3 separate regions of the Homo sapiens genome follow, and all the other regions are linked to region 1. Evidence: read pairs that join two places in POLR2A ChIA-PET (ENCODE). Cell type or tissue: OCI-LY7. All regions are shown on one strand.

Evidence for each region. Peaks named below come from ENCODE experiments on the same cell type or tissue, not always from the same donor. Only the 100,000 strongest peaks of a DNase experiment are listed, where the experiment ranks them.
Region 2: POLR2A ChIA-PET joins it to region 1 with 5 read pairs; 2 of 35 experiments call an interaction of 5 or more read pairs at or near these places.
Region 3: POLR2A ChIA-PET joins it to region 1 with 5 read pairs; 2 of 35 experiments call an interaction of 5 or more read pairs at or near these places.

What each region holds. Positions count from the first base shown.
Region 1 is chr6:136,716,156-136,718,655 of GRCh38, forward strand. The region is part of intron 2 of MAP3K5 (mitogen-activated protein kinase kinase kinase 5); the gene reads right to left. Among named protein-coding and RNA genes, the nearest start is that of MAP3K5-AS2, 67 kb to the right of the region's middle. In OCI-LY7, no CTCF peak of the experiment used is centred here; DNase peaks (open chromatin) are centred at 466 and 1,316; H3K4me3 peaks cover 1,923 bases; H3K27ac peaks cover 2,500 bases.
Region 2 is chr6:136,592,721-136,595,220 of GRCh38, forward strand. All of the region lies in intron 21 of MAP3K5 (mitogen-activated protein kinase kinase kinase 5), which reads right to left. Among named protein-coding and RNA genes, the nearest start is that of MAP3K5-AS1, 35 kb to the right of the region's middle. RefSeq lists an enhancer at 1,769-1,928. In OCI-LY7, no CTCF peak of the experiment used is centred here; a DNase peak (open chromatin) is centred at 1,321.
Region 3 is chr6:136,487,550-136,490,049 of GRCh38, forward strand. All of the region lies in intron 1 of MAP7 (microtubule associated protein 7), which reads right to left. Among named protein-coding and RNA genes, the nearest start is that of MAP7, 62 kb to the right of the region's middle. In OCI-LY7, no CTCF peak of the experiment used is centred here; no DNase peak of the experiment used is centred here.

The DNA of each region.
Region 1 (2,500 bases):
CCTTATGCATGCAAGAGACTTTTTTTACAGTATACATTTAGGGTTGGAATGACTAAGTCTTGGTGATATGCTCATTTGATATTATTAAATATTCCCAAATTGCGCTTCAGAAGGTAGTATCTCTCCCACCAGCAGTGTGTAGGTTTCCCACTCTCCACAATCTGGCCATCTGTAGTATAAGAGCTTTTAATTCTCAACTATCTGGCACGTGCAGTCATGTTTCATCCTGTTGTTTTGCTTCCTTTAAAAGTAGCATTGTTTAAAGTGAGTGGGGAGTGGCCCAGAACATAGAGGAGCTGAGGAAGGGAGTGGAGGAAAGGATCACAAGAAGATAAGCTGAGAGCTGGTGTTATAAAGGAATTTCTAGTGATAAGAGATGGTTCATTAAAACAACTTCCTCACTCTACACAAAACAGGTTCATTTCTCCTAAGTCATCAGAGGTGTTTAATGCATCTGCACCACAGCTCATTGACCAGGAGTGTCCAGACTTACTCACCACTTACTGAGAGACCCCAAGTGGAAGTATGATCATTTCATAATGCATGAAATAAATCAGAAAATAATTGTTACTAGCATTTCTTATTTTAAACCAATGTAAATATTGGCACAGATATTCTCTCAATAAACATTAGTAGGCACGAGAGAAATTCTCATGAGACTTAAAGAAAATTGTAAAAAATAAAAGTGTTGTTACAATGCTAAAGAAAATAAAAAGAATTGGCCAGGCACAGTGGCTCACGCCTGTGATCCCAGCACTTTGGGGGGCCGAGGTGGGCAGATTACTTGAGGTCAGGAGTTCAAGACCAGCCTGGCCAACATGGTGAAACCCCATCTCTACTAAAAATATAAAAATTAGCCAGGCATGGTGGCACGTGCCTATAATCCCAGCTACTCTGGAGGCGGAGGTTGCAGTGAGCTGAGATTGCTCCATTGCACTAAAAAAGCAAAAAAAAAAAGAAAAAATCAACTTCCTTCTCTCAAAGTGTAATGATCATCTTCTCTTGAAAAAAATACTAAAATTTTTCATTCTTAGTACAACAAAATAGTACTTGTGATTTAAAACAATGGATATAAATCTTATTACAATTAAATGCTATGACTAGATTCTAAATATCCTTTCAAATGATACTTCAGACATAGATTTTTAAAGTACTTTCATAGCTCCCATTACTTTTCCAGGAGCTTAAATTAAAACAAAAAAAAATTTTTTTCTACGATTTCTTCCTGAGAATTTGCCACCAAAGAGAAACTGCAGTCTTCAACAAAGAGCAGCAGATTAAAATAAAACTTGTGCAGCTGTACTTTCTAGATGGCCAAAGAATCAACCTAAGTGAAACTAAACATATGACAAGAATAGCATTCTAAAACTGTCTTTGCCCTGTGAAAACAGAGAAATGCTTTGTTTTTATTTCACTTGGCTAATCCTTACATGATATATTATTTTAAATATCTCTTGTTCTGCTTCTTTCATGGCAGTTTTCCTATCTGTTGGTCAATGGCAGGAATAAGGGTTACATCTTTAACTAATTGACCAGAAATGAATAAAACTAAAAATACACACACACACCAACTCTTTTCGGTAGCATAGGACCTGAGGAACTTTCAGGACTCAGAGGAAATTGCTAGACTGCCAAATATGCTTCCTATCCCAGATATTTCTGTCCTCTGCAACCAGACACATGACCTACCAGGCTAGGAATAGTCTAAATAAGAAAACAGCAAAAGTTTAAGTTAATAGAAAGGAGAAGGGAAAAGAAAAAAAGAAGGATGTTACCTAGGAAAACTCAGGAGGCATAGCTGATAGGCTTTTCTAAATGAACACACTCAGCAGGAATATATGATATAATTTTAACTAGAAGTAACTAACAATAATGCTTAGCAGTCAAGGGCAACAGGCTTTGGAGTCAGGCAGTCGTAATCCCAAATTTTCCTAGCTATATCACCTTAGGCAAATGATTGAATTTCTTTGAGCTTCGGTTTGTGATACTAAAAAAATGCTAATAGAAAATACATCTTACAGAGCTCTTTTAAGAATTATTATTATTATTATTCTTTGTTTTGTGATTTTTTTGAGACAGGGTCTTGCTGTGTCGCCCAGGCTGGAGTGCAGTGGTGTGATCTCAGCTTACTGCAACCTCTGCCTCCTGGGTTCAAGAGATTCTCATGCCTCCCAAGTAGCTGGGATTACAGGCATGTGCTGCCACACCTGGCTAATTTTTGTATTTAGTAGAGACAAGGTTTCACCACGTTGGCCAGGCTGGTCTTGAACTCCTGGCCTCAAGTGATCCAACTGCCTCAGCTCCGCAAAGTGCTGGGATTACCACACCCAGCCTCTCCTTTAAGAATTTGAAAATGTATGCAGATAAAGCACTTGGTACCTAGCACATAGTGAATACTCAATAAGAAGCAGATAATATGTACAAGATAAATGAGCACAGTTTAGACATCATTAGCCTTTTTAAGGAACTACTTCAATCAAATGCCAATAACACTCCTAGA
Region 2 (2,500 bases), 120 kb before region 1:
AATGAGCAGCATAATTATGCTATGTAAGGGAACGGTCATGTGTTATGACTGCCTCCCTTGCTCAGCATAACCCATACAGCAGGGTAGCCAGGAAAGGGCCTCCCAGGCCCTGGGAGGGATATCTCTGGGGTACCAAAACAGTCAAGGAAGCCCAAGTTCAGTGGGTCTACTGAGGGTCTGATCCCCTCATTTTTACTGACTACTAATTATTTCTATTTATGGGTCTCAGTTTTCATATTTATCAAATTCAGGGTCAGATTGATAATCTTTAAGCCTGTTCTTCAGGGGCTTAAGTGTCTCCATTAGCATCTTGGGGCTGCCTTGGTTGGGATGAGTGAGTGGGATGCTGTAGGTCTAGACCACAGGTTCCAATCCTGTTATACCTGAAACCAGAGAAAATATGCTGACTGTCATATATCACAGTTCTGCTTAAGGATTCATATAAAAAAGGATTCATCACTGAAAACAAATTTTGGAAACAGATGGACTAGATGATCTCTTAGGTCTGTCCTGGTTCTCAGATACTATGATTCTCTAGTAGACATGAGCTGCTTCTTTATTTGGATGGAGAATAAGACAGTGGAGTTGCCTATATTTCCTCAAACATTGGTTTTAAAGAAAGCTTCATAGGTTGCTCTGGGTGTCAACATCTTTCCAGCAGATGGGGAAGAAAGAGTAGGAGGATCTCATAGGAAGTTTTTATGAATCATGCTTGGGTGAGTTGCCACTCGGGCCCACCATCCATTGCCCAAGCCTCAGTCCACCAGCCACAGTTACTTGCCAGGAGGCTGGGAAACCCCAGAAGGAAAAGGAAACAGGTCTGGAGGACAGCTAGTCAGTCTCTGTATATGTATGCCTGAACAGTTCACAGAAAGAAAAACACAAAAAGCTCCCAAATGTATATAAAACTTCTCAGCCTCACTCCTAATGAGAGAAACGGGTATCTGAATCACAATAAAATACTGTCCATGATCTATCCTATGGACAGATATGCAAAAAAAAAAAAAAAAAAGAAAGTGGTTTTTGCCAGAAACATCTTTATCAAACACACATCCTAATGCTACAAAAGCATTTTAATAAAGAATGAAGGTATAAAATTATAGAAAAGGAAATCCACTGTTGCCTGGAATCTCCTTCTTACTTAATTCCTCTTGGGCTGAACTGAATCAACTGCCCTGATCTCAAGGATAGGGGACTCATGACATTGGTTTCAGCTGTAGCGAGAAAGACGGAAGTACATACAGCTTTCAGGAACAGCTGACCTCGGGGGAAACCACCTTACTGGTCAGTAACTGGAAAGTCTCCCCAGGATGAATTGGTTGACTTATCTGCTGTTATTTAAATAGTTCTGTAGCTGAATCACTAGAAGGCAGGAAGCAAGAGGAAGCCACAAAGAGTTGCTGAATTGACCAATTAAGTACCAGTATGCAAATGATATATGGCAGGGGAAATGCCTGGCATGTATTGTTTCCACATATTCTGGAGCAGCTCATGGGCCTAGCATTTCACGGACCATATTTTGGGCAGTGCTGCTACAGCAGAAAGGAAATGGGTGACCTCTTCCTTGCTGGTAATAGTAAGGTTGTCTGAGAGAAGAAAGGTTTGAAGGGGGGCCCAAACACCAAACTGCTTTTGAGTCATTCCTGGGGAAGGTCAAGGTCTATAGTGTGCCTTGTTTCACTTTAGAGTCAACATCTCGCTATTTGGGGGGAACGGACTTTAGAACAGAAAAAAATAGCTGCTTGGGAGAAAGAGTTTCACTGCTATGAGATGTCAAGTCCCTAAAGTTAAATGTTACTGATGGAAGAATACAGCTGAAGAAGAGCTCTTGGCTTGACTGAGTAGCTGATCTCTTTACAAGAAGGGATACAAGCCCTGCAGTGGAACTCACTGCTGATCCTTCAGACTTGGTGAGTTTCTTCACCAGCCCATTTTTATGAGATGCATGCCACACTCAGAAACGGAGGTGTGCATCATTCATATTTCAAAGACAAAATTGTTGTTTCTTGGGAGTAAAGAGACTAGTACAGACTAGACTAGAAGAGTACAAGATGAGGGATTCCTATCGTGTGTTTCCGTGTTTGTGTGTGTGTGTGTGTGTGGTAAATGTATGTGTATCTAAAGAAGAGAAGGAGTAAGGACTTGAATTATCCTGTATTTTGGCTTTTTGGTCATATCATGTGGTTTGATTATCCAGTAATGAGAGGACTTGTGTCACGCCTGTGAATTTTAACGTTGCTGTGACTACCGACTGCCTAAAAGGAGGCCTAATGAGGTAAAACTGTATATGCTTAAGGATGGAACCGAGTGCCTGTCACTATGGCTCGTTAAGGAAATAAAGGGACTTACAGATATTCTGCATGTTCTATGTGCAGAGCCCTGATTCCCTCCTCGGTTTGATTTTATTTTATTTTTGAGACAGAGTCACACTATTTTGCTCAGGCTGGAGTGCAGTGGCATGATCTTGGCTCACTACAACCTCCGCCTCCTAGGTTCAAGT
Region 3 (2,500 bases), 230 kb before region 1:
AAAAAAAAAATTAGCCAGGCATGGTGGTGTGTGCTTGTAGTCCCAGATATTCAAGAGGCTGAGCAGGGAGGATTGCTTAAGCCCAGGAGTTCGAGGCTGCAATGAGCTATGAGCGTGCGACTGAGCTCCCACCTGGGAGACAGAGCATGACTTGATCTCCAGGAAAAAAAAAAAAATTGTATTTCTTTTCTCATCAGAAAAATGCATGTTACATTCACAATATTTAGGCAGTTAACAACTGAGAGATGTCTAGAGGCGATTTCTGTTCACAATTTTCTGTGTTCCAGTTGTTAATGATGGCACAAAAGATGCTTGAAGTTGGACCATTAACATGGACACGCACTTCATACGCTAATATACAGAGCGGAAAGTCCTCTGTTAAGAGTCATACTTATTCTGGGAAAAGGGCCTCTCAAAAAATTTCAAAAGGACAGTATTATTGCGAAAGGGCGGCTTATGCTTTATTTACTTTCACATTATGTTCATATTTAGCTAATTGTAACATCTTACAAAAGGCAAATTTCTATGACGATTTTCTTTTCAAAGTCACTTTTTAAAGTTTTAAGTAGTTTCTAGATAATATTCTTGTACAAGCTTTTCCAGTTTTGGGAAAAACCATATGCTAAGTGTTAACTTCTCTCACATTTTTATTCACTTTTTAAAGTTTTATGGTAGTAGTGACACTATCTTGGCATTATTTCACAAAGCTTTTTTTGGGTATCAACTGTAGGAGAAGAAAACAATATGTTTTCCATGTTTATTTTATGAAGACAATATGCTCCAAGAAAAAACTTATCACACAAAATTCTACTTTTGTTTATAAAAGAAAAAATAATAGTGTCTCCTCCAGTAAAGCAACAAAATATTGATTCTTGCTATGTGCCATGCTAGGTACTTTTTTTTTTTTTTTTTTTGAGACGGAGTCTTGCTCTGTTGCCAGGCTGGAGAGTGGTGGTGCGATCTTGGCTCACTGCAACCTCCGCCTCCTGGGTTTAAGCGATTCTCCTGCCTCAGCCTCCCGAGTAGCTGGGACTACAGGCACCCGCCACCACGCCCAGCTAATTTTTGTATTTTTAGTAGAGATGGGGTTTCACCATGTTGGCCAGGATGGTCTTGATCTCTTGATCTCGTGATCTGCCTGCCTTGGTATCCCAAAATGCTGGGATTACAGGCATGAGCCACCATGCCTGGCCGCTAGGTACTTCTTAATAAAGTTCTTAGATGCAATGAGAAATAACTAATAGCACATAATAGGAAACACATGCAAGTCATCGTTAGGAATCTTAAAATTTTAGGCATAATCTCAATCCCCAAACAGACAATGCTTACCCTCACCATCCCTCTTTTTTGCAATGTTTTTACCAATTTCTGATGTTTATTATTTTAAAAATGTGTTTTTTAGGGACAGTGGTTTTACTATGTTGCCTAGGCTGGCCTCAAATTCCTGAGCTCAAGCAATCCTCCCAAGCAGCTGAGACTACAGAGGTGCCCACCACATCCAGCTCCGATTTCTGGTTTTAATAGGCACAGAAAGAGATCAGTAGGTGCTCATCTCCTTGAAAAACACCGCAAACCATTTCAAATAAGGACATATCTCTACCTTCCAAGAGTAGACTAGTTGTATTTTTTTTTTATGAGATTTCATAATTCACCTTGCCATCTGTTGGGGGGAAGGGGAACCAATGCATGTTGTACTGACAGGTAAGGAATTGTATAAATTCGCTTGTATCCTGAAAAACAACTCATGAAAATCCTCAGCTAGAAAAAAAAGTATGTTTCTTTTGCTATTAACCAGCAAATACTCGATTAATATCTGTCCTTTTATCCCGAACATTAATGATTCCTTTTTTTCTTTTCCATTCTTGCCTAGGCCTGTAACTTTGTCTTACCTCTTCATACTATTTATTTAGTTTATTTGGCAACAATATACTCTAGGAAATTCTTACCTCATTACAATGCTCTGTAACATCAGGTTTCTTTTTTTTTTTTTTTTTTTTTGGCAGACTCTCGCTCTGTCACCCAGGCTGGAGTGCAGTGGCGCAATCTGAGCTCACTGCAACCTTTGCTTCCTGGGTTCAAGTGAGTCTTGTGTCTCAGCCTCCTGAGTAGCTGGGACTACAGGCACGTGCCACCACATCCAGCTAATTTTTATAATTTTCAGTAGAGACAGGGTTTCACCATGTTGGCCGGGCTGGTCTTGAACTCCTGACCCCAGGTGATCCACCCACCTTGGCCTCCTAAAGTGCTGGGATTACAGGCGTGAGTCACCGCACCTGGCCTGTAACATCAGGTTTCTTATACTGAGGACCTTGATGATCCTGGAGACAAATCCCCATGGCAGTCTCCTGCCTTCTACCATGGATGGATATATCAATTTGCCACAGAGATTCATAAGACACTTGTGAACTGAAGTCAGCCAAATATATACAATTCCTCTTCCAGATATATATATAAGCTGGCACAAGATAGCCTGTGAGTTTGTAAAAAGTAAAAAATCCTT